Linked DNA regions of Homo sapiens: all the other regions are linked to region 4. The links are chromatin loops, found by intact Hi-C in ENCODE. Cell type or tissue: heart left ventricle. All regions are shown on one strand. Each heading gives the region's core, and the rest is flanking DNA. Links, peaks and the distances in the headings are about the cores only. Region 1 has its middle 77 kb from the start of CDC14C. Region 2 has its middle 150 kb from the start of VWC2. Region 3 overlaps VWC2 (von Willebrand factor C domain containing 2). Region 4 overlaps VWC2 (von Willebrand factor C domain containing 2). Region 5 has its middle 290 kb from the start of VWC2. Region 6 has its middle 140 kb from the start of VWC2. Region 7 has its middle 180 kb from the start of CDC14C.

Region 1 (4,634 bases), core at 298-4,297, 790 kb after region 4:
AGTCATCATATACTGTTTCCTTGAACTTCCTTCAAAAGCCAATCTTCAAGAAATTAACTGATGTTTGGTGTAATAAAAAGTTCATGGCTAACTAACATTCCCAACACTCTCTATACTATATTCTTGCAAAAAAAAATCAAATTTATCCTAAAAAGCATTTAGAGCTCATTTATACTGTATCTAAAATTAAAAGGATAGAGGAACATGATAAATGCCCCCATGAGAAAAATTGACTAAAACTGCCTTCTTCAAGTTTACATCATGAGAAAGTACATATAAAAGCACAGAAAGAATATATTCCTGTTTAAAAAAAATTTAACAGAAAAATTCACTGGGGTGGGCCTATATACCTTCTTATTTCTAATAAAGATATTTATTTTGACGCAAAATGTGAAAACTGGTTGGATATTAGACATTAGTAAAGATTAATTGCAGTTTTGTCAGTTGTGATAATGGCATTATGGTTGTGTTAGAAAATGTCCTCATTTTTTGTAGATGAATGTTGAATTATTTAAGAGCGAAACATTATAATACATATAATCTACCTTAAAAATTTGTAGCAATAACAATAAATAAATCCAAAAGGATAAAAGAAATATACTAAAATTTTAACAACTATAAGTTGCAGGTTGTGAGTCAACAGAGCTTCAATTATACCCTTGTCTCTAATTTTATATGGGTTTAATGTTTATAATAAATAAATATTCTTTTAAAATACTCCTGAGTGTTAAAGCAGGGTAAATGGGTACTTAGAATTCTCCTAAGTACACAATGAAACCTATGTAAAGAATGATGCAAATCATCAATAGGTAGAATTGACTCATCCATTTCTGCCTGATCAAAATTAGCTTAGGGATTTGATTATAATTGTTAGGTTGGTACAAAAGTATTTACAGTTTTTGCTGTTGAAAGTAATGGCAAAAATGGCAATACCAAACTATAGTTTTAAAGGAGAGACAAAATTATGTCATTTAGAGGAGCTTGGAAAGACAGAGATAAGGCAAGTAAGGGAGTGTGGTTACATATTTCATAAAACTAATCTTCAGAAAAATTAAGTTGATCAAAAACATAATCAGCAAAGCTCAGGCCCAGGGTTCAAATGCAGGTTAACTGGCTCCAATGTTCCTGCTGCATCCTCTTCCGTGTTCCTGTTTCCCTGAAAACATCATCTTTGCACAGTTTATAGTACTACATACAATAGTGCAGTTAGAAATAAATAGATATACACAGGAGAAAATGTGTAGTCAACACCCCAATAGTGTCAATGGGTCATTAGGACAAGCCATCTGATCCTGGGAGGGATGGCTTGAATTGGCACCCCTCTGTCTCAACAGCGATGTTGAGCTGGTTGCTTCTTAGCTATAAAACATCCTGGGATTGTTTGGGATTTTCAGAATAAAATGAATAGGATAGATATCAGAAAAGTAATGATGGCTGCAAATAGACATAAATCAGAATTCCTCACACAAATAGAAATGAGTTGGCAGGAATTTGGAGTGAACCCCAAAGAAGGAACAAACCTGGATAAGAGTTCCCACCCTCTCAGGGTGTCATGCAGGTCAGGTTGAAGAGAGTGTGGCTATGACCAGCTGGATGGTAGAGGGTTTCACAGAAGTGGCCCAGGCCAAAATGGCAAGCAGAAAACCAGTCATTCAGTGACCAGCAAGACTCTGGGAAGCCATCTACTGTTTTGCACTGAAAAGTGAAACTTGCTGTGAAGCCTCTACCTGGGTGAGGACAGTTGCCACTGGGTGCAATGCAAGGAGCTGTCAGTCAGGCACCACAGGAGCAGGATGGGGGAAGCACACCAAAACCCGGAAGATAGCATCTTCCTGGGACAGTGTCTCTCCAGCACCCTCTACTGACAATGTTTAGCATTGTGCCAGCTGTTAAAGGAGAATTGTTCACAGGGTCCAGCTCCAAGTGTCCCAAAGCAGGGCAAAGGATTTAGAGCTGAAAGGCAAAACATGGATAACTGACACACATACCAAAATGACCTAAATGATACTGCTTCAATAAAGCAGGCCTACATTATCATATTCAGTGTTAAACACTTTATCTTTCTTCTACCTCTGTGTTTAGTTTGATATCCTTGCTGAATTATCTATCACCTCCACTGTTTTACAAATCCTTTGAGAACAAAACACGTGTTATCTTAATTTTTTGCAAATATGCAGACTTCTAACCACATGAATTGTACACAGTGAGAATTCACTAAATGTTCGTAACTGTGAGGTATAATAAGCTAATGCTATACACACTTTTTAGAGTTTCCAGTGCCTTTTTTCTTACCATATAAACAGAGGAAATTATATACTAAAGCAAATGTGATTTTTCACGTGAATGTGTTTTGGAAGATTTATTTTTTAATGTTTCAATCTCATCAATTTTAGGCAAAAACTTAAAAAAAATTCTGTTACTCTTACTATTTTTCAAAATTATCATGAACCAAAAAATAAAGGGGTATTGTCAACGTGATAGTCTACATAAAGTCATTAGAAGCTGCGTTAAACATTTCACTAGAGGTAAAACCTTAGTCGGGTTTGTATTTTTCCATAACAGTGTCCTGCTTTGCCCAGGACACCTTGCCCCTGCCTCAGTCCTGCAGCTCTGGTCCGGGGTCTTGCTCTTGGCAGTCACTCACGCCCTCCTGCTTCCTCCTGAGAGAAAGGGTGGGGCTGGGTGAGTTGGTGTGGTACCTCTGTGTTCTGTTGTATTGAAAAGGGTTTAGTGCCCTCTGAGAAAATCCTTATAAATTTATTACCACTCCGAATTTTCTTCAAATCTTTTAGTTACTTAAGACACTCACATCTCCTTTACCTTATCAACCTATATTCTTTTTGAGGGTAAGGCCTCTGGCTGGGATATTATATAATGAAAATTTGATTTGCAAAGTTTATTATAAATGCAATTAAATAGTAATTGTTATGAAAACTTTTCCCAATCCTAAAGAAGTGTGACACATGTATTCTCTGCCATGATTAAGCATAGTGTACTTGGTGAATATTTGGAAGGTCTATCAGAGGAATAGGACAAACGCTGGTTTTGAAATGAGTAGACTGTGGTTTTCAAGGCAAACCCAGTTCCTTTGAAGCTCAAATTATTCATTTCTAAATGATAATAATGATAATTTATCTGTCCACTTCATCAAGTTTGTGTGAATATTCATATATCTAAAGAATATGAAGTTTCACTAGTGCTGCATTCCACAAATCCAGGAACTTTTAAAAAATTATAAAAGCAAGATTATTCTAGCTCCAGAGCACCAATTTTACTAATAGTGGAAAACTTAATTTAGTCTAATCTGGTACACTTTGTCTTGTTCTGTAATTCTTAACTCAAATTCAAATATCATTATCTCAATCACTGTCCAATTCAAAACCTGCTTCTCACGGATTTCTTCCCCCTTCTCAAGGGTTTCCTCTTTTACCTCTTTTAGAGATGCTTTCATATTATGGGGCTTCTGAGTTTTTTGGGGAATAAAGTGGCTGTCACAAAATGAGACTCAGAGCAGCAGCACAAGTTGCATATTTGGCTGCTGTGGTCTTTACTAGATGACCAGGCTGCAGTGACAGCTACAAACAAATGAGGGACTAGAGAGGTTCCCTGGCCATCATTTGAGTCAGTCTGATATCGTGACCACTGATGTCTGAGTGTGGCTTCAGATCATGTTGTGCCCCCCACCTTGCAGGTGTAGGGGACAAGTGGGCAGCAGCTTCCAGGCACAGCTGCTGGGCAATGCCTTGGTGCCTGCTCTTCAGATGACATTTCAAGCTTCTCACCTGCAGAGGAGATTCAAGAATCTGTACCATAATTCCAGAAATGTTTCTTATATTCACTCTTCAGGAGTGGGGATTGGAAGCTAGATAAAGACACACCCTCTAAGTCTGCTGCTCCCTATTCAACACTCTTTGAGAGGCAACAAATGAACAAACGTCCATCTTCTACCACGTACCTTGTTTCAGAACTCTTTCGTGGTTTATATCTAGCTCTCCAGCATTGTTGAGTAGAACAAGATGTCCTCTAGTTTATGTGTTTTCCTGATCATTGTTGATTGGAAAATTGATAGTAGATTCTAACACAGTAAGTGGGTCCCAGGAGGGTTTGACCGGGGAGGAGGACAACGTAACTCTTCATTGGAAGCTTCATAGTATTGCCACAGAAATATTGCATTACAACTGAAAATGAGACAAGTGAATGCAGTTTGGAAAAGGCAAGATTATATAAACCTAACAAATGAAAGTGTGCATAAATAGATTGATTAACATCAAAAATATGTTGTACCAAACACATCTTCATTAACAGGGGTCAGAGATCAAAACAATGGTTCAGAATATCTACTTAGGGTCATAGAAATCTTTATACCATCCTCTAATATATATGTCTGAGAATGGAAAAACAGCTCAAACTCTTTTTTTTCTTTGCTCTCACACCACAACAATAATAAGCATCTATGTAGAAGAGTTCTCTGAACAAATGTGTAGGGATTTCTCCCCACCCACAAGAGGGCAATAATTTCTGCAGCAGACACCAGCTAGGTATCCTCCAATTCAATTCTGACATTATCTATCTGGAGATAGTAGCAGATCCCACAGGTAGAGGGCTCAGTTTGCAAGACTTCCCTCCTTCTCCAC
Region 2 (4,634 bases), core at 395-4,394, 160 kb after region 4:
TTACTTGTCTCTTAGCAGATTTTTCTCCTTGAGAGGAGTATTAAAACCCCATCATTAAACCCCCAAATTGGAATTAACATAAAATAATCCTCTGGCATGTGTCCATTTATGTTTTCTGCATTGGTGTTAGGAAAGCTGAAATGACATATTCCCACTTGTATTGCTTTGGGAAGAGTGACAGAATTGAAATAAACTACCACCATTTAACCTTTAAAATGAGGCAATTTGTAACAGGTGCAGGGAGGGAGGAAAGAACATGGACTTTGGAGGCAGAGCTGTGCTCCAGTGCTAAAGGCCAGTGTGGCTTGTTCCAACACCTTCAGGGAAGTTGCCAAATCACCCCAAGCCTCAATTTTTACATCTGCAAAAATGGAAACATGACCTTGTTTCCAGTAACATAGTAAAATGAGCTACTACAAAATATCTCCTGTTCACAATACATAAATATGCTGGATAAAATCTAATGACAAAACCAAAACTAAAATCCATGGCTGGGTTCAAGAGAAAGAAAGAGAAGTTGAGGTGCCAGAAATAAAGTCCTTTAAAACCAGACTTGAGAGTTGAAGACCTAGTGCTACTGAATTATGAGGGGCCAGGAGTAGGAAGAGAATGTGGGTTATATAGGAATAGGGGCTTGACCTTCCAGCCTTGTAGCAGGAAAGTGAGATGCATTAAAAAACTGGGTGCCCACCCATGGCTGCAGTAGGGACATATGTCTACAATGACCCCAAGTGTACCTGGTGGGGATTAAAATTAAAGTAGGAAAATAGGAATTTTAGATACAGACAAACACACATACACCAATCTTGGAAAATCAAAAAGTCACAACAAAACAGTATTCTATATTATTAAACTTATACAAACATGCAGTAAAGGAACAAAATATCCAAAAAGTAAATACACCCCTTCAGGTAACTCTAGAAAGGGTGAATAAGTTGGGTGATGAAACTCATCTGTGTATGCAACATTTTATTTTTTCAAAGGAAAAAAAAGGAAGTAAAGAAAGAAGAAATGGATGAAAGGAGAAAGACAGGAAGAAAAGGAATGATCTAAAGTAAATACAGTAAAATGCTAATATTTTAAAAATCTAGGTTGTATGAGCAAGAATTTTTAAAAATTATTTTTAATGTTTTTTCTATAAGTAAAAATATCTTATATTAAAAGACAAAAAGATGAAACTACCTATTTTTTGAAAATACCTATTTTTGTAATGATTGTGATTATGTGTTTTATATGTAATATACATCATGTAATGAGATATATGTATATCACAGTGGATATTAATATTACATATATACTTAGAAGATATATATCATTTACACCAAGTATATCAGTATATAAAAAGTGCAGTTTTTTGATCCTATATTTATTTCCATAAAGGTTAATGATTTTTACCCAAATTTATCTCTTTCTTTCAAGGATTCAAACTACTGCAACTTTTGTAAGTTCTTAAAAAGACACCAGAAATAAACTAGACAGGGTTTGCAAGCTTTGGAAAGTCCTCCAGTGTGGGGCAGGACCACACTGGTCACCAAAAAATAGCAGCTCTGGGCTGGATGCCTGGGCCTGAAACCCAGCTCCACTGCCTGTTAGCTGTATGGCTTCTGGCAAGTCCCTTCACCTCCCCACACTTTAGTTTTGCATGTGTAAAATAGCTGTGTGATGGTATTTACCTCAAAGATTGTTATAAAGATTAAATTAATATATTAAACTTGGAATATGGCCTGGCACATAGTAAATACTATCTATATATTATTGGTAATTTTAATTTTATTTATTATCATTATTATCATTATTTTTATTTGAGGCAGGGTCTTGCTCTGTTGCCCAGGCTGGAGTAGAATGGTGCAATCACAGCTCACTGCAGCCAAGTCCTCCCAGGCTCAAGTGTTCCTCCCATCTCAACCTCCCAAGTAGCTGGGACCACAGGTATGTTCCATTAAAGTGGGCTAATTTTTGTATTTTTTGTAGAGATGGGGTTTTGCCATGTGGCCCAGGTTGGTCTCAAACTCCTAGGCCCAAGTGATCCTCCCACCTCAGCCTCTCAAAGTGCTAGGATTACAGGTGCTGGTAATTTTAAAATAATAATTAAAAAAAAATCCACAAAGTGAATTTATTTTCACAAATTTAGAGAGATATTCACATATTACTTGTGTTGGACAGTCAGTGGCTACTGATGCATTAGATAGTATTTAATGGATAAAGAGTGTTGTCCTCCAGCACTTTGGGAGGCCGAGGCGGGTGGATCATGAGGTCAAGAGATCGAGACCATCCTGGCTAACACGGTGAAACCCTGTCTTTACTAAAAATACAAAAAAAAAAAAAAAAAAAAAATTAGCCGGGCGTGGTGGCGGGCGCCTGTAGTCCCAGCTACTCGGAGCTACTCGGGAGGCTGAGGCAGGAGAATGGCGTGAACCTGGGAGGTGGAGTTTGCAGTAAGCTGAGATCGCGCCACTGCATTCCAGCCCGGGCGACAGAGCGAGACTCCGTCTCAAAAAAAAAAAAAAAAAAAAAGAGTGTTGTCCAAAAGAATACCAGAATGGCTAAAGAGTAGAAAGGAAAGTTTTCCTGGTGATAACTGTTTGTAAACGAGGAAGAGATAGTTTCCCACACATGCCAAAGTTGCTCTCTTCAAGGAGGGAAAGGGCAGTTGGCTTTTATGCCTCACAGGGCCCATATCACGCAATAGAGTCTTAGATATTCCATGGTCTTTAGGGAAAAGCCTAATTTATGAGGGGAGCTGAGCACATATGCAATGAGTAAACTTGTATGTAATATACATCTCAGGTTCAATTTCTGATGGGGTTTTAGCTTTAAAGTAAAGTGGAATTTGGCTGTTTGCATCAAAAGATGGACCATAGGACACAAAGACAGTTTGTGCACCATCTCTATAATCAGGCTGAAACTGGCTTAAGTCTGCAGCTGCCTGTCAGGAAAGGGTGTTTGTCAGGCTGGTCCTCTGTCCATTCGCAGTTGTTGTGGTCTGGACTGTAATTCAGCGTTAAGACAGGTTTGATCATTCATCTGATAGCTCCTATTGTTAGGCAGTTTAGCAAGCATGTGGTTTTTCTTGTAGCCATAGGAATTTAGGGAGTTGTCATGTCAGTCAATTCCTGAACCCTCAACCTATTGGTATAGGTAATGTTGCTTCTTTAACCTTGCAGTCCCTCTTAGTTGATAAAGGGGCATTTATTTTGGTCTCTGAAATCACAAGAGAAGCACTCCCACAAACAGCTCCAATGCTTCTTCCAGCCTTGCTCCTCCTGAATTCTCACGTTTTCCGCTGGGAGCCGGGTCTGCTGAGCTGCCAACCTACTGCCATGGTGCAATTTACCATCTGTGTCAGCTCATCGTGTCAGGTTAAGGTGGAAACGAATAGCAATACCTACTCTCTTTGTTGTTAAAAATAGGGAAATCATTCCTTCCTGGAGGTTAAATAAGACCAAGTAGTGAAGCAGTCAGCACATTGCAGAGTGGTACACACATGGCGGGGTCTGGTGTTTGAATCACCACCTCTTTGTCTGGAGACCTTGTCCTTTTATTTTCCTTGCCTGCTTTTTATCTCATCTTTCCAATAAAGGAAATGAAGGGTGTGATGTTCCCCTTCCTGTGTCCATGTGATCTCATTGTTCATTTCCCACCTATGGGGACTGTAGTGGGGTGGGGGGATGGGGGAGGGATAGCATTGGGAGATATACCTAATGCTAGATGACGAGTTAGTGGGTGCAGCACACCAGCATGGCACATGTATACGTATGTAACTAACCTGCACAATGTGCACATGTACCCTAAAACTTAAAGTATAATAATAAATAAAAAAAAAAAGGAAATGAAGGGAAATAACATGAGAAGACAAGAAAAGAGATGAAAACAAAAAAGGAAAAGAGAAGAAGAGACACGACTCAGTGATGTTTTCCAGAATGGGCTGCAAGGCCAGAGGTGTGCTGGTGGGTTTGAGCAGTATTAGTAGGCAGTTGGCTCAGAACATGGTCCAGTGACAACATTCACATGTTGCTAAAGCGCCTCCTTAGGAGAAAGCAGTTACTTTCTGGCTTGTATTTTGCTTGCATTGTGTGGGGTCTACCAGATGAGAGGTGGACACCACGAGCTCTGCTTCCACAGCCCCCAAGTCTGTTCTCTGAATTCCTGTTAATCAAAGACTCAAAAATATCACTCTGAAGGTCAGATTCTTCTTAGCCTGCATGAGGAGCCTACTATATCTTAGCTAAGCCCTAGATCCAATAATGTATAAAAGCAATTAAATCACATGAAGACCTTTGAATGGTTCTCATCCTATTTGGAGAAACGGAAAAGTACATGGTGACCTTAGTACAGAGTGGGGCTGCAAGCATTCTTTGAAAGTACCCAGAGGAGGGTCACACTCTCTGGAGGTGTGGGAGTTCCAGCCCAAATCATAGGCAGAAAGCCTGACATTTTACAAATGCACTGAGTCACTCCATAATGTTCTGTGAACTTTCTTTTTGAATTTTCTGGATTGGCTCTCTACAGTTCCTAAATTAACAACCAACAAGCTAGCTTTCTCATTCCCCTTTTGCTGAAGGCATCCAGTCTCATTATGTCTATTTATAACAACATAAAATCCTTCTGTGAATGAGACTAATAATATAAAATGT
Region 3 (4,634 bases), core at 428-4,427, 61 kb before region 4:
TGTTGAGGACTTCATGTCTAAAACACCAAAAGCAACAGCAACAAAAGCTAAAATTGACAAATGGGATCTAATTAAACTAAAGAGCTTCTGCACAGCAAAAGAAACTACCATCAGAGTGAACAGGCAACCTACAGAATGGGAGAAAAATTTTGCAATCTACTTATCTGACAAAGGGCTAATATCCAGAATCTGCAAAGAACTCAAACAAATTTACAAGACAAAAACTAACAACCCCATCAAAAAGTGGGCAAAGGATATGAACAGACACTTCTCAAAAGAAGACATTTATGCAGCCAACAGACACATGAAAAAATGCTCATCATCACTGGCCATCAGAGAAATGCAAATCAAAACCACAATGAGATACCATCTCACACCAGTTAGAATAGCGATCATTAAAAAGTCAGGAAACAACAGGTGCTGGAGAGGATGTGGGGAAATAGGAACACGTTTACATTGTTGGTGGGACTGTAAACTAGTTCAACCATTGTGGAAGAGTGTGGCAATTCCTCAAGGATCTCAAACTAGAAATACCATTTGACCCAGCCATCCCATTACTGGGTATATATCCAAAGGATTATAAATCATGCTGCTATAAAGACACGTGCACATGTATGCTTATTGCGGCACTATTCACAATAGCAAAGACTTGGAACCAACCCAAATGTCCATCAATGATAGACTGGATTAAGAAAATGTGGCACATATACACCATGGAATACTATGCAGCCATAAAAAAGGATGAGTTCATGTCCTTTGCAGGGACATGGATGAAGCTGGAAACCATCATTCTCAGCAAACTATCGCAGGGACAGAAAACCAAACACCGCATGTTCTCACTCATAGGTGGGAATTGAACAATGAAAACATTTGGACACAGGAAGGGGAACATCACACACCGGGGCCTGTTGTGGGGTGGGGGGAGGGGGGAGGGATAGCATTAGGAGATATACCTAATGTAAATGACCAGTTAATGGGTGCAGCACACCAACATGGCACACGTATACATATGTAACAAACCTGCACGTTGTGCACATGTACCCTAGAACTTAAAGTATAATAAAAAAATAAAAAATTAAATGTTTTTAATGCTCCTAAAGAAAAAGGATGCAATAATAAATGACAAGAAGAAAAACAAACGTTCATAAACATACTTTATGTTACGTAAAGTATGTTCGTAAACATACTTTATGTAAATTCTTTCATTTAATCTCATTATAGGGTTTATAGTCTACCGTGATAAAGAAAAAAAAAACCAAAAACTTAGGACCTATCTTATTCCACTCTGTCTTTTGAACTGTAAGACACTGGAGGGCAGAGATGGGGTTTGGGTCCCTAATATGCCCCGATGCCCAGCAGAGCTCCTGGCACAGAACAGATAGGCTGGCTGCCAGCATCTCCTGAGGCCAAAGACCAGTCCAGACTTCAGGCATGACTTCCTGGGCCTGGGGAGGGACAGGGGTGTGCCCCCATGGGCAAGTGCTGGGGGCCGGCCACAGGTTCCTAAGGGAGACTACAGTCATACCTGATAGGGTCTGCCATGCAGAACATGCCCACTCCACACGGCAGCAAGAGCCTGACCACGAGAGGCCTCACCTTCAAACTGGGATCCAGAACAAAACCAAGTCCACCCCAGTGACTGCTCCTGTTCAGAGCCCGCAGCCCTGCCCCATAGCCTGGGAGCCTGCCTTCAGCCTGCAGCAAGAGCTGGGCATGCTGCCTTCCTGTGGCCTCCGCTTCTGTCCTTGGTGCAGCTGTTGTTTTTAATGTGTGGGGTGAGGAAGAGGAAAGGGCTCTGGACTGGAGTAGAACTGTGGTGATAAAGGACTGGATTTGTTTGGAGGCCTAACTTCTCCACACTCATTCTTGTAGTTACCCAAGTCCACAGAGTGCCCTGGCTTTACAGAAGCCAGTTTCCATCTGCAACTGTAGTTCAAGGAGCCAGTCACTAGATGGAGACGGAGTCCAAGTCATGGCCAAATGTTCCTCACATCTGGGAGTTTGAGAGCAGAGGGAGGAACCAGGGTTTGGAAGAAGTTGATTAAGACGATCACTTAAATCCCGCAGATTTTGATCTGTAGGAGCAAGGCCCGTCCCCCATCCGTCACACCAAGGTGGTAGGGCTCTTTCTGAAGAGGGGAGGTGAGACATCACCTTGCACCCACCCCTCACTCCTCACAAACATCACTTCTCAAAAAGCCACAGAAACAGGAAAAACCACTAAATAGCATTATCCCCAGGTATGATCTTCGGCCCTTCTGCCCCCCCAATTTTAAGAAGTATAAAGGTTAGTTTAAAGATGGAAAGAAATTATCTCCCTAAAGGGCTAGGCCATGCACAAATCAGATTTCTAGCAAGTGCAAAACAGCACCGGTCACCTTGTTAAGGAGATGAGTGAACAGGCCAGGACAACCACCAGCTCATGCCTGCCAGGCCTCTTCTTTGAACCAGAGCCTGCAATGTCATCTGCATGCATGTCCTTGGTCCTTGAAGAGCACAGCCACAGAGCCACCATGACCCCCTGATGCTCCAGGGTCACTCACCTGGAAAAGGAAGAGCTTTTGAGGCTGGACTTTTGATGCAGGCCATGTTAGTAAGGGTCTGAGATAAGGCAGTGGCCACAGGGCAGAGAGACCAGCTCTGGCCTGATGACCGACTCTCCAGAAAGCAGACACAGGTGGTACTGGTGCCTGCTGGCCTCTGTCGGGCTCCCAGCATCCTGACTGCTCAATACAGTTATTGGTTTAATCCGGATTAAATCCGGACCCTAGGCTGACAGCAGTGATCTACAGGGGATGAGGATGCCATCTTCACTGCCTAGCAGTCCTTAGAACGGGAGTGGGAAAGAGCCCACTGAACTTTAGAGATCCAGTGTTGTGGGTGTGAATGCTCTGTGGGGTCTGGCCATTTTGTAGTGGACTTTTTTTTTTTTTTAGACAGAGTCTTGCTCTGTCTCCCAGGCTGGAGTGCAATGGCGCAAGCTCGGCTCTGCAAACTCTGCCTCCTGGGTTCAAGCGATTCTCCTTACTCAGCCTCCCAAGTAGCTGGGATTATAGGCGTGTGCCAGCACGCCCAGCTAAGTTTTGTATTTTTAGTAGAGACAGGGTTTCACCATGTTGGCCAGGGTGGTCTCGATCTCCTGACCTCATGATCCACCCGCCTCGGCCTCCCGAAGTGCTGGGATTATAGGCATGAGCCACCACGCCTGGCCTGTAGCAGACTTTTTATTTCAGAGTTGGTCCCAGAGCCTGGACTCTGTTCACTCACACACTGTGATGTGGCACTGTCAGATCTGCTGGAGCACTTTCAATATAACATTGCGCTAAGCAAGTGTCCCCTTTCCTGTGGGCAGACATCCTTAAGTGCCCGTCTGCTATGAGCCAGGCTCTGGTGTTTAGCACCAGAGTGAGTTGAATGGTGGCTCCCAGAATGTCTGTCCACTGAGAACCCATGAATGAGGCCTTATTTGGAAAAGGGTTTTTGCAAATGTAATTAAGAAGGGTCTGGAGATGAGATCATCCTGGATTACCCAAGTGGCCCTAAATCCAATGACAAGTGTCATTATAAGAAAAGGAGAAGACACGGGCACAGAGAAGAAGACCACATCAAGACGGAGGCAGAGCCTGCAGTGAAGCCTCTAAAACCCAGGAAGCCCAGGGTGGCGGGCAGCCACTAGGAGCCAGGAGAGAGGCATGTAAGGGAGCAGCCGTCGGAACCTCCAGAAGAAACTGACTCTGTGGGACCTTGATCTACTTTAGACTTCTGGCCTGCAGAATTGCGGACGAGTAAACTGACATTCCTTAAAGCCACTCAGGTTCTCAGGTTGTGGGATTTGCTGTGGCAGCCCCAGGGAGCTAATGGAGCCTGGTGCCACAATCACTTCACACAGCCTTCTCCACAGGGAGTCATCCTGAGGTGCGGTGTCCACTATGGCCAGCACAGTGCCTGACCAAATGTAATGGCAGTACATGCTTGCTGAGTAAATACACGGAGCTCACTGTACCCATGATGTAACTGAGAGTTATGCAGGGTGAAGTAATTTGGGGAAAGTCACACAGGTGAGATATTGGAGACCAATACATGAACACAAGTTGTCTGACACTGGCTTTTTTCCAGAAGATGGCATTACATCTCCTAATCACAAACAGTTGATCCTTTAGGTAATATGAAATTAGACATGGTCTGGCCTACTAAAAACTGATGAGGCTGCTGTGTGTGGACATCTTGTGAGTTCATGCATGCACCTGTGAGCTAATGCTCCTCTCCTCTTTCAGGACCTCCTGCAGAGCCCCTGTCCATCTCCTTGTGCCTAAGCTACCACTCCTTCCATAGTTCCAGGAATACTTGGCTTATAAGGATGCCACAGGAAGACAGGAGGCCTCTTACACTGGATGTGAAGCTATGTCATGGCACTGGCCAGTTTTGTTCATCTTGGACTCACCAATGGAACTGGCAGATGGCAGGTGTGTTAAACAATGTGACTTAAAATAAAGGGCAAATTCCTAGGTGATGATGTAATTCTAGGTCCCTGGTGTGTGGCATGAAGTGGACAGGTTACTACAGTCAAACCTTCATTGATGACAGACCCTATCTGACCACTGTGTTGTGGTACTATGCTCAGTCTTCCTGAATAC
Region 4 (4,634 bases), core at 353-4,352:
GACCTAAAGCCCTAAGAGTTTGCAATAGAAAAAAGTTAGAAACAATTGACCATTAAGAGAGTGGATAAACACATTGTGGTGTTAATCAGATGGAATAATAGACAGCAGTTATAAATTAATGAACAAATATGCCTGTGACAATACAGATGAATCTCAAAAACATAAACAGGAAAAAAAAGTTGCAAAAGAATATATATGGTATTATGTTGCTTCTATCAATGTCAGTCTTTGAAAACACATGTACACACAGGTGTTGCTTACAGATACAGGCTCATGAATAAAATAAGAAAATCAGTGCAGGAATATATGTAGCAACTTCACTGCACCAGCTACTTCTGAACAGAAAGGAAAGGGGACAGGATGGGATGAATGAGAGGGCAGGTTTGTTTCTATCTGTACACTTCAATTTCATTAAAAAAAAAAAGAGGGTTAGAAACAAATGTGACAAAAAAGTGGCATCCAGTGATGCCTGGACAGAGTCTGAATATTATTTAGGCATATTTGATACATTTTAAACACACATTTTAAAAAATCTCACATATGAATTTGTTCCATATCAAAGGTCATTTATGAAGTACCTGAAAAATGCCAGGAAATATTCCAAATCCCACTGATCACCTCCAACCAGTAGCCATCTGATGGAGGATTTTAGTGATGCTTTACTGGGCTGCAGCTCTTCCATAAGAAAGCAAAGACAGAGAGTGGGATAATTAGCCAATTTAAAGTTCTGTCAGGGCCTCTGGGAGCAGCTGCCAGGCATCTTAACTGTAAAGGAATAAGCACGAGCGTTGTCCCAGATCTAGAGACCCAGGTAGGCCATGAGACGTGGGAAACTTGGTCCTGGACCTCATACCTCAGCGTGCCCTGTAGCCTCAGGCAAGCCCCTGACTGCCCGACATCACAGTACCAAGATGAGATGCACAGGAGGAATCCCACGTTCCCTTCTCCCACTGAAACCCCATGAGGCTTCCCCAGGGAGGAGGCTGTGCAGTGACTCCAACATCTGGCCTCCTCCAGCCAAGCCCGAGGGAAAATGCAAAGCTGGACACAGCGCAGATGGGGAGACCTCTGGCCGCCAGGACAGGAGGCTTCCAGAGCAAGGGTAGGAAGGGTGGCCAAGGAAACAGGAGGAAAGACAGTGTATGTGGCAACAGTACAGCAATTCTCAGGAAGAGAAGCAGCTCTAGAACTGGACTGCGCCATCCCCAGCCAGTCCTTTTTCCTTCCTGAGCTTCCATGTCCTCATGTTAAAAAGGGGAAGGAGGAAGTTACCTGTTGAACCCACTGGGGTACCAATCCTCGCAGTCACTGCCTGGTCACAGGAGTGCAGAATCAAAGGTGTCTAGTGCAGCGTAAATGCACACAGCGGGAGAGGATAATCAAGCCCAATTCTGCCCCTGATTAACTGTGGGACCCTGAGCAAGTTATCTGAAACTTGTGCCTCAGTCTTTTTATCTGTAAAATGAGGATGGTTAAATTGCTGTTGGCAAAGTGCTTACAGCGGTGAGTGGCTCATGATGGACACTCCACAAGGATGAATTACAGTCGTCCGCTGGTATCCATGGGGGACTGATTCCGGGAAACAACTCGGATACTAAAATTCAAGGATGCTCAGGTCCCTTCCAGGTGGCCCTGCATATGTGGCATCTGTGGATGTGGAGGGCCAAATGTGCTAGTAGTCATGGCAGAGAGAAGGACAGTATTTTGAAGTAACGCCTGTATATTTCTTTCTCACCAGTGTTTCCCTTTGGCCCTTCCACCACTGCACCTACACAAAGAGGCTAAGCCTTGGTTTTCTAGAGAGCAGACACAAGTAAGTAGAACAAGTAACTACATAATTGCTGTGCTTTTAAGAATCATGAGGGCCAGGCTTTCCAGGAAGACAGTGGCCATTATCAGTACTTCTTGAGCTTGATTTTTACAGACTGAGAGCCAAAGTCTGGAGGTTCAATCATAGAGTGGGAAGAATTAAAGAATGTATAACAAAGGAAGGCGAAGCATCTTCTTGTCTGGAAAGAAGGACCCGAGGGAGGAGGATGGAATGAGGGCAAAGCCAAGGGGTCAGATGCCACCACCCTGGCTTGAGTCAGCCTGGAGCTGGTGGAGGGGGCACTCAGAAAAATGGCCGTAGGTTTGGGAGATAACTCCTGAAAAGCTGAGTCACTTCCCAGAAGTGATCAGATTCCTGACTGCCCAAAAGGCTGGGATATCCCAACAGAGACAGAAACTTTAACAAGAACAACTGTTTTCAGCCATCAGCAAATATTGGGAGCCATGGAAGGAAAAGCAATGTTCTAAACTAAGAGGACCTCCCTGTCTGCACATACCACTTTTGTTGTATTCATTTTGACCCTGTTACATGATTATTTGGATGACCTCAGATTAAGAAGTTAGTGAAAGGCATGAATGACAAAGCAGTCTCTCCGCGTAGCCCAGGACAAGCAGCCTCCCCAAATCATTGTCACAGTTCTGTCACCAGATGGCGAAAGTGCCTTTTCTAGCTGCCCAATTTATGAAAACCTGTTTCCAGCTCACACCCTTAGGGTGCACGTAGAGGCAAGTCACGAAGTCCCTTCCATTTATACAGTGTAGTCTTACTAGCTTCTGATAACCTGTAACTGTGTGATTTCAGAGCTGGAGGAAAATGCTGAAGTGATTCCTTTCAACTCTGCTTTTTATGGAGTGAAAACACACCCACAGGTCTGGTGACTTCTTGAGGCAGGTCTCTGCCTGAACTGAAGTCTGGTCATACCACAGGGCCAGTGATAGAAAATGTTCATTAATAAGTACTCAGAATCCACAGGCATCCTGGAGCGCAAATGGCTCTGCCTGCACCTGTCAGCCCTCCTCACCACCTATAAGAAACCTGGAAAATGATGTCTTCCTTTCAGCAGTCACCTGGAACTAAACCTCTCCCCCGTCCTTGTTCAGGTTTCTTCCCTGAAACTGTCTTATCAAACTAGCACAGGACATGGCCAAATTCTCCCTCCAAACTTGACAAGCAGAAGGGCCCTTGCCACCTGGGGACTCTGGCCCTGCAGCCTGAGTCCCCGACCCCCTGAGGGCTGGGAGGTGCCCTGCCATGTGATGTCCCTTCATCAATCCAGGAAGGCACAGAAAGGCTCCCCACCTAGCTCCCTGCCCCTCTCTACTTTCTCCCTCAAAAAGAGAGCTAATTCTAATGTGAAGTGAAGTTGATCCACAAGCTACCTTCCAGCCTCCACCACAAGGATTATAGCAACAGAAACTAAGGACAGAGAGACGCTGCTGCCTGTGCCATTCAGAAAAGAATTTTTTTTTCTGTTCTGTCTTTCCACTGTCTGTCAGAGAACAGATTTGCACACAAAGGGATTTAATTAAGAACTGTCCCCAGAGGCTGTCAGTTTCTGAGTCTCAGTAAGAAGACAACTCCACATACAACACAATAGATTAAGAATACTGCAGCCTGACAATCTGAGGCAATACAGCTTTCTTCTCGGGCACCACAGACAACTTTTCCTTCTTTATGGCTTTAGCTTCAGGCAAGACCCTTGTCTACTAACATCTTTTAAATCCTCTCCTGAATAATTCCCTCACATTAATACAGATCAACAGGAACTTGCTAGGTCAATTATGCGGGGGAAAAACTAGTGGCAGGGTTTACACTTCATATTTACTTGGTTGCAAACAGCAGAACAGCTAGGAGGAGAATGAGGAAGACCTCCTTCTTTGCTGATGGTTCAGACCTGATGGGCAGTCTGGAATCTGCCAGCTTGCCTAACAGATACACAGTCAGAAAGGATGCAGCCAAACGTGCTGGCGGCCTGCACCCCCGCCTCTGCAAGGAGCCAAGGGGCCGTAGGGCCCCCCGGAGCACCAGGGCCAGTGCAGGGAGCGGCTTCTCACTTCCCACCTGGGAAGCATGGGTGACGCTGAAATCTTTGTAGAATTATTTTGTAGATAATTGGCTCATTTATAGATTCCTAAATTAAGCCCGTAAGAGAAAGAAAGTAATGTCAACTGCATCTGACCACCTGTTTGGGGAGAGAAGAAGGTTCCCTGACAAATTTTGAAAGATATTCTCTTCTTTAAAAACATTGGAAGATCAAAACCCTTTTGTTTTAAAGAATTACAGCTAAGTAATCCTTGGGAGAAAAAAGAGAGCTTAATTTTTACTTCATATATAAATGACTAAAATAATGTCTTCCTAAGAATAGACTTTTAAAAGACAGGTGTGACATGGGGATTAGTTCTCTCAGGGATGACAAATTCAAATTTCTTCAGGGACCAGTCAAGTAAGAAAATGAGGCCATGAACTAAGTGTGTAATAAGGAGTGGTGGGGACTGTGGCCAATGGGGGGAAATGTTAATGCAATGAAACCACTATGCCTACTTCATACACACACTCACACTCACACACACACACAGCCACATATACACTCACACGCACCCACACACACCTACACCCACACTCACACACCCGCTCACACTCACACTCTCACACACACCCGCTCACACACACCCACTCCCACACCTACACTCTTTCACACACTCTCCCACACTCACACACACACACCCACACTCACACATGCACCCACACACATGCTAACACACACATACAGCCACACTCACATTCTCATACATCCATTCACACA
Region 5 (4,634 bases), core at 450-4,449, 300 kb after region 4:
ATTAAAGTCTCTTTGGTACTGCCCAGAAATTGAGAAATTGGAAGACACTAATTGTGGGCCGCTGATCCTTTTACGATAGAATGTAATTTGTCTCCATTTTTTATTTTCAACAAAACTAAGTGAGACCTTATTAAATTGACAGCTGAAAGTTTTGATAATATTTAACAATGTAACATTTTAAGAATGAGTTCAAATAATTAAATATTATTGCTACAAAAAATCCCCTTCTATTCCCATTTGTTTATATATGTAAAAAATTTTTAATTAATCTGAACTGATTGAGTTGAAAATATCTTTATACATCTCACTGAGGAATATATTTACAAAGTAATTTTACTTTTAAAACCTATTTTGAATATATTTACATTGTTTCAACAATTGTGAGCCTGTAATAATTGAAAATATATATCAATCCAGAAGATTTGCTTATTATTTAGTGCCTCAAGGTCTTTAAAAATTGAAATTTCTATTTATATATGTAATTTTTCAGATAAAAGGATGATAACATAAAATAAACTTTCAGGACCAAAATATATTACATTGAAATGTGGTAGATGTAGAATAAAAAAGTTGTGTAGAATAAAAACAAAAACAAAAGATTTAAATTCATTGCATAGAAAAATAACTTTTTCAAATAAATTTTAGACGGGTGATGTGTGGGTAGTCATATACTATGGAATTTAAGTTCCATTTGTTATATTTAAATGATATATGTGATTATTTTATTTTCAATATTGGCAATTCTAATATGCCAGTCATTGCATTTTTGCAAGTTTTTAAAGGCATGAAGATTTAATTTTTTAAAAAAATTAAATTTCTAAAAAATATATAATGAGTATGTCATTTTTTCAATGTTATTTTATGATATAGAGAGGAAAATTTATAGACCGTAAGTCTAAATGACTTTTGACAAGTTAGAGTAGCTCTCCTAGCCTTAGGTCTCTTCTATAGCCTGTTATACTTGGTCACGTTTGACACTTTTTCTAGGAGGAGAAACTTTTCGTCTACCTTCTTATTTCAGTTTGGGGGCTTGCAAATTAAACTTTCAGAAGACTGATTAACAAGAGAACAAAAAAAGATATTTAATTACATATGTGTGCATGGGAGTTCACAAAGAAATGTGATTCTGAGGAGGTGGTTAGAATATGGGGCATACACCATTTAAGTAAGGATTGTGGAGGGGCAGAGTGGCACTTCTGGGAGAAAAAAAAATGGCTTTTGGGAAAAATAAATGGGCCCTTAGAAGATTAGATTAGAAATATGATAATTTTATGACAATGTCAGTTTAGGTGATTTCTTATCTGAATGCTGACTTAGGTGTGGACTTCTCTTTGTTGATAAAAGGGTACTGAGTCTTTCCTGGCTGTGAAATCCCCAGGGAGGGGATTTGTGACAGTTGAATTATTTGTGGAGGCTTTGCTTTTAGGGAGATAAGGGGACTTCAGAAAAAGCCTCTTCCTACAGCTGTTGATTCTCAAATATCGTCAGCTTAACATAATCTTTATGCCACTGTGGCATATTCTGGGCCCCTTCACTCTCAATATTTTCTTCATTTCTTATATTCACCATATCTGCTTGTCAATGGTATCGTTGGTGCTAATTGTGCCCTAAACTATGTGTACAGCAGAATCGTCTAGGCAATTGGAAAAAACAAATAAACAAACAAAAAAACAAAAACAGACTCCCAAATGTACAACAAAGCTCATTAAAGAAATTCTCAGGGAGATAAATTATAAGTGAGAGAGTGAAAATTGTATGTATTAATAGTTCCCTTAATGAGCATAGGAGGTCTAGTGCTGGAGAACTGACCTAAACAGTCAATCAAAGCAACAGGTTTTTTTTAAATTAAAAATCTCATGATTAGTCAGTTTCTATAACAGCCTGTTCACTGTAGTTATACTGTAGAATTTATAGATATTCATTTTGAAACACAAACATGTACCACAGTCATTTTCTCTTCAAACAATAAAATTAGATTAGATTTTATTGAACCGTAACTTTATTGTCATAAGCAAATAAAAATGAAAGAGTTCTTAGAAACAAACCACATTGTAAACTAAAAATAAATTCCTAAACCCCTCAACAGACAGAACAGACCCCCCTCTTGGTCAAGGGGACCCTAGAGAAACCTGAAAATCTGACTTTTTGGCCGTGACAAGAAGGGAGGTTGAATGCGCCTCATTAAACTCCCTCTCTCTGGAGTTTAGGCTCAATCGAGCAGCATTAGTGTTAACATAGAGATGATAAGGCTGACAAAACAGACTCTTTCTGGCAATAAGATACCAAATTATAAACAAGACCTAAGATCATGCAAGGCAAGGGTTAAGTCATGCCCTCCAAACCATAAAATCCTGTTCGTTTTTGTTTTGTTTTGTTTTTTATAACCCAGTATAATGTGGCTTACTTTCCACCCTGACTCAGGTATGGCATTGCATGACAGGTAGCAGACACCCTTATCTTAACTCAAGCATTCGTTTCCACTGACTTCACGTGTTTTAGACAAAGCCTAACTCTTTCAAGCAATTGTCAAGTAAAGAATCCCTAAAGCCTACCTATGACTTGCAAGCTCTCACTTGAACATGTTCCACCTTCTTGGGCTGAACAAATGTATGCCTTCCATGTATTGATTTATGATTTTACCTGCAAGTTTGTCTGCCTGAAATGTATAAATCCAAACTGTAACCTGACTGCATTGGGCACATCTTTTTAGGACCTCTTGAGGCTGTGTATCCCTGGGCCACAGTGACTCCTATTGGCTCACAATAAACCTCTTTAAAATATTTCACAGTTTGTTTTTCTCCACTAAAATCATAAAATCATGCTTATCCTAGATGGAGAAATTAGAACAAAGGAGAAATTGATTTCAATGCCAGGAGCTGGAATCCATTTCCTATTCAAATGCTTTTTATCCCTGGGAATACGTTGTTTTACTTCCCTCAGCTGTCCACCTGAGGGGCAGATGTTGAAATGCAAATCAGTGGGCAGGGAAGAGAGACTTTCCTGTTTCCTGCTTTTAAGTGCTGATATCCTTTGCCTTGTTTCTGTAGCAAAGCTCTCCTTAAAGGAAGGATTACGTCTGTTCACTGTTCCCTACTTTAATATATCCTGGGAGGGATGCTGTTTTACCTCTTGGAAAAAAAAAATTAACCATTTGTGTAACATTAAAGCTTGAGCCATTGTAAAGATAGTATACACTAGAATCTTTACTGACTTTTAAGAAAATTAGTCCTCAGTGTCACTAATGTGTCCTCTCCCTTATGTCATCACTGTTAAGATGTTGTCAATAGAATAAACTTATATATAGTGACTGTGAGAGGACAGTCATGGGCTATCCAAAATTCAATCAGATATCATGTAGCCCTGAGAATATAGAAGAATGATAGGTTTCACTGTGTTCAAAAATCTTTAGACTCAGGATGAAAAACATTTCTACTTCGTAAGAGCTAAAGAAATGTAAAATTCAACCAATCATAACATGAGTGGCAGGTGCGCCCTGCTGTGGGTAGGTGACTGAAATCTGGGGCTATGTTCCACCTCCTTAGTCACTGGAATAGAAATATAAATAGAAGTCAGCATGTCCCATCAGAGTTACATAAAATGGTCTAGTCACAATTTTTTACTTTTAATTAAATGCAATTAACTAGATTGTTGTTACTTTTGTAACTGGATCCTTCTCTTTTAAAAATGAAAACATATACAATTAAGAATAGATGAATTTAAAAGAATCAAAATCAGTTAAGATCTCTTCAGATCAGAAAGAACTGGATGTTAGTTAGCATTTTATAAAATCGTGATGTTTAAAAGAATTTAGAAACCCTATCAAATACAATTTTAAAATATGTATTGAATAATCAGTTTAGATCTGTGAGTTGTAAGCTAATTATTAATGTATAGTACTGAGTTATATAATTAAACTTTGAGTATAAGATACATTTAAGTAAACATAAAGTATAAACCATATAAAATAAAAACTATAAGTTAAATTTATTAAATTTAAAACATTTAAGCTCTTGAGAAGAATATTTTTGGCTACAAAATTCAAATACATAAGCTAGAAACTAAACATGAAATTAAGTATAAAAAGATTTTAAAGGTGACTAACAAATTTTGTAAATGGAATCAAATATTGAAATGCTCATTTGAAGTGATTACTAAAATGTGCAAGATTTATAAATAGAATATTTTATAAATTGAATGTTACATATTAATAAATATCTAGCCTTTTGTGCCTTTAGCAACTGGAATACTAATTGTATAAAACAAAAATAAAGCTCTAATTACACTTCTCTGTACAAAATAATTTTCAGGGATAGTAAAATCACACATCAGCATATGTAAGAGACTGTTAATCCAAAAGAAGATATTTCTCCCTCTCAGAATTTGGGAGCAAACTCAGAAATATTCACCTTCTAAAAATTGTCTTATCAGAAGAAAGACTGTTTTGGCAAAGATATTTGCAAAGTTATTATAACAGACAATGCACAATAAACACTATGTGCCAGGAAGCAGGTTAAGATTGTCCAGATATTTATGAACATAAAGCCTCACAACAGTCCTATAGGGGTAGATATTATTCTTCTTCCCATGTAACAAATGGCAAACAAAAGCATAGTGTAGTTAAAGAAGTTTCCCAA
Region 6 (4,634 bases), core at 192-4,191, 160 kb after region 4:
GAGAGTAAACGTTAATGTTCTCATTCCTCTGTGTCTCAAAAGAACTTTGGTTTGATAGTTGCCTACTCTGTAACAAGAACTGTGTAGGGAATTTCACACACATGATCTCAATTTTTGGTCACAGCCTTTTGTGAAGCTGAAGCAGTTGTTATCATTTCCATTTTCTAGATGAGGAAACAGGATCACAAAAGTCAAATAATTAGAAAGTGGAGAAAGCAAGATTTGAAGGTATATCTCTTTGATTTTAAAAGATGTTCATTTCTATTTACGATTGTCAAAAATAATATGAATACAAAAGCCTGTGATGTTATGAAAATTTTATGACAAATAACACATGTTTATGAATGATAGGATAACTGTAGGGCTCTGTGGGGTTGGCAAAAAATGAACAGTGTAACCTCTGCCATCCAGATAATATTTTTAATTGATAATGTTCATTACACATTTTAAGGAGAATACTAAGCTCAACAATAGGTTTTATGGAACTCCATAATCACTTTAGAGAATGAGGTGCTGCAACTTCAGGAACTTGGATCCTGATGTTAGCCTTAGGTGGGATAAGGGCTATGGGCCATCTCCAATGGAGGTGTGAAAAGGTGTGACCCATTCTGCCTGCGTGGGAGCAGGTTGCTGCATATGGATAAGTGTGTAAGGAGGTCTGTGTATAGGGATCTGAGTGTGAAGAGGTCTGTGTATATGGATCTGAGTGTAAGGAGGTCTGTGTATATTGATGTGTGTGTGAGGAGGTCTGTGTATATGGATGTGAGTGTGAGGAGGTCTGTGTATATGAATCTTGTGTGAGGAGGTCTGTGTACATGGATGTGAGTGTGAGGAGGTCTGTGTATATGGATGTGTGTGTGAGGAGGTCTGTGTATATGGATCTGAGTGAGGAGGTCTGTGTATATTGATGTGTGTGTGAGGAGGTCTGTGTATATGGATGTGAGTGTGAGGAGGTCTGTGTATATGAATCTTGTGTGAGGAGGTCTGTGTACATGGATGTGAGTGTGAGGAGGTCTGTGTATATGGATGTGAGTGTGAGGAGGTCTGTGTATATGGATCTGAGTGTAAGGAGGTCTGTGTATGTTGATGTGTGTGTGAGGAGGTCTGTGTATATGGATCTGAGTGTAAGGAGGTCTGTGTATATTGATGTGTGTGTGAGGAGGTCTGTGTATATGGATCTGAGTGTAAGGAGGTCTGTGTATATTGATGTGTGTGTGAGGAGGTCTGTGTATATGGATCTGAGTGTAAGGAGGTCTGTGTATATTGATGTGTGTGTGAGGAGGTGTACATGGATGTGAGTGTGAGGAGGTCTGTGTACATGGATGTGTGTATGAAGTCTGTGTATATAGATCGGAGTGTGAGGAGATCTGTGTATATGTGTTTATGTAGCTCTTTCTATATGGTTTTTTATGTCATAGGCAGCCCACTCTGGTGGTGAGAGGATCAGAGATTTTCAAAAGTAAAGCATCATCTACCTCAATGTGTGTCTTGCCTGAGAGGATCAAAATACAAGCTTTGGGAAAACTGGCTAGCAGTAAACGTTAACAATTGCAACTTTTTATTACATACCAGGAGGCAGATCCCTACATCCCTTATTATTAATTTCCTCCGCAATGGATTTAGGGTAAGAGCATATTTAACTTGCTGGCATTCAAACTCAAGAATGTTTAACTTGAAACTTATGCTCTTTCCTTCTGCCCTGCTGAGTCAAGCACTTTGTCCTTGGGGTACCCATCCAAATCCTGGAAGACAGTTGAAGTTTACTTAGACAGAAGCAGCGGCCCTGCCCCACCAACAGACTCCTACAGCAATTGTGCACGTCATGTTGGCTGACATGCATTAAGTAACTTCTGCATACAGGGAGCAGGTGGGTGAGGGAGGTGGGTGGGAGTTGTCCGCATCATAGACGGTCTTATGGATGGGGATGCACTATAGTTTTCCAAAGTGTTAAATACTAACTGCTGTTGATGCAAAGATAAGGCGCTGGGTGCAAAGAAAAGATGAAAAGATTCAACCCTCTGGAAGCTGAGCGCTTCCTCTTGCTGGACAGACAGGAGACTTGGCCTCTCTGCAGGTGTCCTTAGCATATTGTCATTGGAAGCAAGGCTGGTGTGGAGCCCATTTGCAGCTCAGGCCCCTGGTAGGGCAGACCTGCAAGTAGTGGGGGCATTACAACTCCCACTGAGATGGCCTCAGATTGCTGGAGTGGACACTCAATACACTTAGTAAGTTTAAAAAAGATTCATTAAGCTCAGAGGAATGCTTGCTGTTGGGAAACCTGGAAGAGATGAGTGCACCTTGTTCGTGGCATCCCTTTTTCCACCCTCTGGGCGGGGCTTAAGTTCTGCTGGAGTGTCTCCTGCCCAGGCACTTCATCAGGCCCGCTCCTCCTTGGTTGTCTTCCTCACTTCTGTGCTCTCTATCTGAGCCTTTCTTCTGACTCTGGGTTCCAGTGCTTGTCTGATCTCTTCCATCTGCATCCCGCCTGCTGCCAGCAACTTTCTCTGCTGCTGGATTAATTCCCATTTCTATTGTCTCAGTGACCTCAGGCAGGCCTGCAATTCAGTGTGGTAAAGAGTTTGAGGGTTTTTTCTTTCTTTTTTTGGTTCTTCTGTGGGAACAAGAACACGCGTATGCACAAACGAATTATTTTTTACAAACTTACGGAATTAGAAAACAGCTGCAAGGATGATTCCGGGATTAGGAATAATCATATGCATTTGTTGGAGTAGAGAGGTCATCTTAATATGTGCAGGGTGCCTGACTGGGTGTCCAAAGCCAAGTGATCATTATGGTCCCGTCCTACGGCCTTGGGGACTCTGAGAGCACTCACCCGCTCTCTGCCTTGGCTGCTTTTCTTCAGAGCCAGGTGAGCCTGTGGGTTTATCCCCAGCAGTCCTGGGAGCTCAAGTACAATCTCACTCTTTTCTTTTTTTGAGAGTTGTATTTCTTTTAGTTATCTTTTCTGGTGTCTTGCTCTTCCCAAACCCTCTGAACACTGTCCTTGGGTCACTGCCAAAGAGATTGTCAGAACAAGATGCCCAGTTCCCTTTTTTGGAGGTGCTGCCCAAGTACACTTGAGTCTTTTCTTTCCTGAACTACCATGACTTTCAAATGGATTCTGTCCAAAGTTAGCATGTGATGAAGACATATTTGCAGGCCACAGTTTTTTACCTGGTCAGTTAACAAGGCTGAGAGCTCAATCTATAGCCTTTTAACAAATTATCAAGCAGAAAGCACAGGGGGTTTGCTGTAATTGGGTTTGGATTATGAGTCCATGCTGCTGACTCATGATCCAGAAGCAGAGGCTGCAGGAGCCCCCTTTCACATGCTGTCTTTCCCTGACTCCACAGCAGCCCAGCCTGCCAAGTGAGGCTGCACACCTAGGGCAGCTAGTCCTGGCTTCCCTGTTTCTGTCTTAGCTGTTTTTGACAAGTTTTCTTCCCTTGCACATGTCTTCTAGAGCTGTGCTGTCTGTGCTGTGTGGTATGGTCTATTAACCCCCCCACCCCCATTGCCAGCCTACACTCAGGACCAACTACACTCTTTTTTCCTCTAAAACTAATTTCTTTCCTTCTCTCCTGTTCAAGGAAGCTGCAAGCTCTTATCGTAACTGAAATCTTATTGAATTCACAGTAAAAGTGCTAGGGTGTAAAGTTACTCTCCAATATGAAAAGCAGTGAGGCACATAGACGTCAAGGAGCTCTATAACATTTAAAAAAATGAATCCTAATCAGTTTGTGGTAGGGGACAAAACAAAAATAGAAATCTTATTTTTAGGAACTCAATTATCTTCCTCCAAAAATTCATGTGCTGAAGTCTGAACTCCAAAGTGACAGTGTGTGGAGATAAGGCCTTTAGAGTGGTAATTTAGGTTACATGAGGTCATAAGGTGGGGCCTTAATCTAATAGGACTGTTGTCGTTCCGAGAGAAAGAGCCATCACGGGTGTGCATGCATGGAGGAAAAGCCGTGTGAGGACACAGAGAGTGGACGGCATCTGCAAGCTGAGGAGAGAGGTGTCAGGAGAAGCCAACACTGCCCACCCCCGGGTCTTGGATCTCCAGTGTCTAGAACTGTCAGAAATAAATTTCCGCTGTTTAAAACACCCAGTCTGTGGTATTTTCTAAAGGCAGTCTGTGAAAACTAATACAGAAATCAACTTCTAGAAGGATTTTTGGGAAGGATATGGACCCTGAGTAGGCCAGGGAAACAACTTAACATTAGGGGTTACTAAGAGATGTTTTCTGACACATGGTAGACCCTAAGTATTTGAGGGATAGATGGGAGGATGGGCATTTGGATGGAGGAATGAATTACTTGGACATTGATTGTCCTAACAAGAAGAGGAATATCTCCAAGGATCATGCAAGGCACTCTCCCAAATAAAAGTGTGTGGCACATTTCTAATTAGCACAGTACCTGACCCATTAATGAGAATCGATAAAGTTGGGCTTAATCTGAACTGAATCTTTTTTCATCCTTGGATGTATGTATGTGTTTTTGTAATTTTCAAAGACCAGCACTGGCTCTGGCTTACCAAAATAAAATTAAACAAGTCTGAGTCACTTGACCATTCCCCGTGGGTTTTCTTCAGGATGGTTTTTCAAAGAAAACTCTTCAACTGAAAGAAGT
Region 7 (4,634 bases), core at 450-4,449, 690 kb after region 4:
ATTACAAGACCAGGAAAAGTGTCAGAGAGAAAAAAAAGATTATTGAAAGCAATTTTTATTAACGAATGTGTAGCTCCAGGTTGAAATTAAGATATACAACTATATTAAAATCTATTTTTGAATTAACACTTACATTTGAATATCTTATGGAAAATTTAACTTATTCTTTTAAGTGTGACACACCTTGTTTACTACATCATTACTTTTCTAATAAAATAGTTGTTTTGATATGTTGACTTTTGACTATTTGCAGGTTCTTAGGTATGTAGATATTGTAGTATAAAAGCCTATATAGGAAATAAAGAAAAGCCCTGTTTTGTTCACCATTACTAGTGAAAGCATCAGGTGAAAAGAATTTGTTTTAAAGAATCTTATTATACGACTTTGAATAACTTCCTAAAAATCTCTCAAAAAATAGTTCTTCGATCTCCAGATCTCTTCTTTTGATCATGATATGAGATTAAAAACCAATTAAAAGCTTGGGATTGGCAAAGATTTTTTTTTAGAAAAGACAAAATATATTGACTCTAAAGGAAAATTGGTAAATTGGACTTCACTAAAATAAAAAAAAAATCTGCTTTCTAAAAAACAAAAGAAAATATGAAGTACAAGTACAGATTGGAAAAAAATACTTGTAACACATAGCATCTGACAAAGAACTTGCATCCAGAATAAATAAAGTTATAATTAAATAATAATAAGACAAATAATGTACTCACAAATAGAGGGGCAAAAATTTACAGGGACACTTTAGAAAGGAAGATATATAAATGGCCAATAAACACATAGAAAAATGCTCACTGTCATTGGTCGTCAGATTGAATTAACTCACAATGTTCTGCCTGTGCATATTCATGAGATGTGGTAAAATTTTAAAAGGCTGACTTTCATGTGCGTCCGTGTGAAGAGACCACCAAACAGGCTTTGTGTGAGCAATAAAGCTTTTAATCACCTGGGTGCAGGCTGGCTGAGTCCGAAAAGAGAGTCAGCGAAGGGAGATAGGGGTGGAGCCGTTTTATAAGATTTGGGTAGGTAAAGGAAAATTACAGTCAAAGGGGGGTTGTTCTCTGGCGGGCAGAGTGGGGGTCACAAGGTGCTCAGTAGGGGAGCTTTTGAGCCAGGATGAGCCAGAAGAAGGAATTTCACAAGACAATGTCATCAGTTAAGGCAGGAACAGGCCATTTTCACTTCTTTTGTGGTGGAATGTCATCAGTTAAGGCAGGAACCGGCCATCTGGATGTGTAAGTGCATGTCACAGGGTATATGATGGCTTAGCTTGGGCTCAGAGGCCTGACACTGACAATAACAATTTTGATGAGGATGTGGAGCAAATAGAACTCATATATTACTGGTGAATATATAAAATGATACATCCACTTAAAAGAACAATTTAGAAATTTCTTACAAAGTTAAACATATCTTTACATAAGAATAAGCAATTCCACCCCTACCCCAAAAAAGGGAAAACATATGTTCACAAAAATAATTGTACATGAAACTTCACAGTGGCTTTATTCTTAATACCCTCAAACTAGAAAGAACTCAAATGTCTGACAACTGAAAGGATAAAAGCATTGGAGCAAAGTCCTACAATAGAACACAAATAATAAGTCTAACAGGATTTAACTACTGATTCACAAAACTACATGGCTGTATGTTAGAGTTTTTTTTTTTAATTTTGTTGTACATATACCTACTTTCTGCTTGATACCAATCAGAGGAAATAAACAGTAGTTCATCCTTGAATGGCAAGGAGAGTAATTCACCTTCACCATCTTGCTATAGAGCAGTGTTAACTCCTGATCTCCTGTTATTGTAGAAGCTACAGAGACTTTGTGTATTTTTTCTTTGAAAAAGTATCACATAAGTCCATATTATAATAAAGTCCAGCTAATTGGTGAACTAGGAGTAGCAGATATGTACTCTACATGACTCAAAGATTGATACACCTGAGAATCAGTCAGGTGTTTGGAATCTAGTCCTCTCCTGCATTGCCAGTGTAACCCCTGTTCAGGTAAAGAACAGGTTGTTGCAGCTTGCAGTAAGAAAGATAGTGGTGTTTATCAGGCTTCAAAAAGTTATGGAAGCAGCATAACATTTGGAAATATTGAGGCAACCTATTCACTGAGAGATGCTTTCAGCCTCAAGTGGGTCCAGTGCAAGAGAATGCTCTGCAGCATACCTAGGCTATAGAGCAAGTTGCTCTGCCACTTGAGCCTAATGGCCAGAAGATCGGAAAATGCTAACGATGTTGTAGGAAATGATGTTAAGTGAGTCTCTGACAAGCCCCAGTGAGACCGGCACATACTTCTCGAGTTCTGGTGCAAGGTTATGCTCTGCTTGAAAATCAGCTCCTTGTGTGTCACTGACACCTAGTAGAAATTAGGCTTCTGATGGAAAAAAAAAGTTACTTTTCCCTGAACTGTCTTGTCCATCATGAGCTGTGTGTTTTTGAAACTTCTGAATCATACTTTAGACAGGTTCAATAGCAATCTGCTGTATAATGAAATACAGTGTCAGGCTCTAGGCTTGAGCTGGTTCAAAAGACATAAGTAAATTAAATAAATAGGTATACCAGACTCCTACGCCACCTAGAGAGAACTGGAGTCACTGCCTCTTGTTCACCCACTTTAGTGGCTTTATAGTTAACTGATAGAGACTAAGGGATGGCCCTAAATGAAGTGGTAAAATAAAATTTTCTCAAAAGGGAGATCTAGGGGACAATACACTTGGTGTCTACTCTGTCTGGAATGTTAGGTGACCTGCAGCATGCAAACACATTGGTACAGCAGTGAATTGTTTGGCTGGTTGGCCAGGGGTATAGAAAGGGCAAGATCAGAAGATTGGTGGCAAGAGATCTATAGAAGAAGCATGGATGGCCATATGGTGGAAAAGGTGTGGCTCTGAGTGTCCCTTGACAATGTCCACCACAGGGAATACCTAGCAGATAAGTCATGCGGTGACCCAAAGTACAGAACGGCCAGTCTTGTGGATGTTTTCTAGCCTCTCTGCTCAGCTACTCCATGGCTTTTGCAATGCATCCATGAGCACGGTGGTCATAATGAAGAGATCCACAATTCTCAACAAGTATGTCTCCCCAGAAGTTTGGATTTGGGTCTGAGACATTTCAAGTCTCGATCCATGTTAACATCTTCTGCCTGTCACTGACTGAGCCTTAAAGTACAAGAAAAGATTGTGAAATTGGCATGCTTTCAAAAACAATCAGAAATGGCAAATGGACAACTGGCCATTGTGGCCATTGTGTTTTCAATAACTTTTGTTTACAAGTTCAGTTTACCTCTCAGGCTATGTTTAATCTCTTCCCTTGTGCACCATAAGAATCTCTTTTGTAACTATGATAATACATTCTTGTTTATTTTTAACTTTTCTTACATTGTAGTTGTATATATTTATGGAGTACTTGAGATGTTTTGATATAGGCATGAAGTGCATAATTATCACATCGTGGAAAACGGGGTATCCATTCCCTTAAGCACTTATTTTTTTTGTGTTATAAACAATCCAATTATACTCTTAGTTATCTAAAAATGTGCAATTAAATTATTATTGATTATAGTCACCTGTTGGGCTATGCAACTATCTCTTCAGTATACTGATTTCCTTTCCTTTGGGTGTGTACCCAGCAGTGGGATTGCTGAATGATATGGTAGCTTTTAGTTTTCAGAAGAAGTTCCCAACTGTTCTTCATAGTGGTTGTACAAATTTACATTTCCCTGAATGGTGTAGGAGGGTTACCATTTCTGCACATCTTTGCCAGCATTTATCATTTGGATATAAGCTATTTTAATTTGGGTGAGATATGTCACTATAGTTTTGATTTGCATTTCTCTGATGGTAAATGATGTGGATCACCCTTTCATATGCCTGTTTGCCATTTGTATGTTTTCTGTTGAGAAATCTCTATTCAAATCTTTTGCCCATTTTTGATCAGATTATTAGTTTTTTTTTCCTATGGTTGTTTGAACTTCTTACATATTCTGGTTATTAATCATTTGTCTGATGGGTAGTTTAAAAATATTTTCTCCCATTCTGTGGGTTGTCTCTTCACTCTGTTGATTGTTTTCTTTCCTGTGCCCAAGTCTTTTTTTTTTTTTTTTTTTTTTTTTGAGACAAAGTCTCACTCTGTTGCCCAGGCTGGAATGCAGTGGCGAGATCTCTGCTCACTGCAAACCCTGCCTCCTGGGTTCACGCCATTCTCTGCTTCAGCCTCCCGAGTAGCTGGGACTACAGGCACCATGCCCGCTGCCATGCCCGGCTAATTTTTTGTATTTTTAGTAGAGACGGGGTTTCACCATGTTAGCCAGGGTGGTCTCGATCTCCTGACCTCGTGATCCACCCGCCTCAGCCTCCCGAAGTGCTGGGATTACAGGCGTGAGCCACTGCACCCGGCTGCTGTGCCCAAGCTTTTTAACTTAACTTTTTAAGCCTGAGCTCTATGTTGGCCCCTTTTAGCCATAGCTGAAGCTAGAGCAACTGGAATGCAGGGCACCATATCTCGAGGCTGCACAGAGCAGCAGGGCTTGGGCCCTGCCCACAGAACCATTTTACCTTCCTAGGCCTCCAGGCTGTAATGGGAGAAGCTGCCCTGAAGATCTCTGAAATGCCTTGGAGAC

The links. Hi-C counts contacts between places; a loop is a spot of excess contacts. Peaks named below come from ENCODE experiments on the same cell type or tissue, not always from the same donor. Only the 100,000 strongest peaks of a DNase experiment are listed, where the experiment ranks them.
Region 1: it touches region 4 in a loop (9-fold over the local background); 10 of 110 quality-filtered maps call a loop at or near these places.
Region 2: a loop joins it to region 4, with 5 times the contacts of the local background. A loop is called at or near these places in 6 of 110 quality-filtered maps.
Region 3: it touches region 4 in a loop (2.7-fold over the local background); 4 of 110 quality-filtered maps call a loop at or near these places.
Region 5: it touches region 4 in a loop (9-fold over the local background); 33 of 110 quality-filtered maps call a loop at or near these places.
Region 6: a loop joins it to region 4, with 3 times the contacts of the local background. A loop is called at or near these places in 6 of 110 quality-filtered maps.
Region 7: it touches region 4 in a loop (9-fold over the local background); 4 of 110 quality-filtered maps call a loop at or near these places.

Annotation. Positions count from the first base shown.
Region 1 is chr7:48,998,935-49,003,568 of GRCh38, reverse strand. No RefSeq gene overlaps it. Among named protein-coding and RNA genes, the nearest start is that of CDC14C, 77 kb to the right of the region's middle. In heart left ventricle, for the core only: a CTCF peak has its summit at 1,867 (motif pointing left); no DNase peak of the experiment used is centred there.
Region 2 is chr7:49,625,127-49,629,760 of GRCh38, reverse strand. No RefSeq gene overlaps it. Among named protein-coding and RNA genes, the nearest start is that of VWC2, 150 kb to the left of the region's middle. In heart left ventricle, for the core only: no CTCF peak of the experiment used is centred there; no DNase peak of the experiment used is centred there; H3K27ac peaks cover 2,033 bases.
Region 3 is chr7:49,850,155-49,854,788 of GRCh38, reverse strand. The region is part of intron 3 of VWC2 (von Willebrand factor C domain containing 2); the gene reads right to left. It also overlaps a transcript of ZPBP not described here. Among named protein-coding and RNA genes, the nearest start is that of VWC2, 79 kb to the right of the region's middle. RefSeq lists a silencer at 3,562-3,856. In heart left ventricle, for the core only: CTCF peaks have their summits at 1,940 (motif pointing right) and 3,666; a DNase peak (open chromatin) is centred at 1,402.
Region 4 is chr7:49,789,126-49,793,759 of GRCh38, reverse strand. The region is part of intron 2 of VWC2 (von Willebrand factor C domain containing 2); the gene reads right to left. Among named protein-coding and RNA genes, the nearest start is that of VWC2, 18 kb to the right of the region's middle. RefSeq lists an enhancer at 1,670-2,654. In heart left ventricle, for the core only: a CTCF peak has its summit at 2,473 (motif pointing right); no DNase peak of the experiment used is centred there; H3K27ac peaks cover 764 bases.
Region 5 is chr7:49,485,514-49,490,147 of GRCh38, reverse strand. No RefSeq gene overlaps it. Among named protein-coding and RNA genes, the nearest start is that of VWC2, 290 kb to the left of the region's middle. RefSeq lists an enhancer at 2,758-3,259. In heart left ventricle, for the core only: a CTCF peak has its summit at 2,762; no DNase peak of the experiment used is centred there.
Region 6 is chr7:49,630,036-49,634,669 of GRCh38, reverse strand. No RefSeq gene overlaps it. Among named protein-coding and RNA genes, the nearest start is that of VWC2, 140 kb to the left of the region's middle. In heart left ventricle, for the core only: no CTCF peak of the experiment used is centred there; no DNase peak of the experiment used is centred there; H3K27ac peaks cover 1,708 bases.
Region 7 is chr7:49,097,747-49,102,380 of GRCh38, reverse strand. No RefSeq gene overlaps it. Among named protein-coding and RNA genes, the nearest start is that of CDC14C, 180 kb to the right of the region's middle. RefSeq lists enhancers at 496-1,036, 1,037-1,578. In heart left ventricle, for the core only: a CTCF peak has its summit at 2,598; no DNase peak of the experiment used is centred there.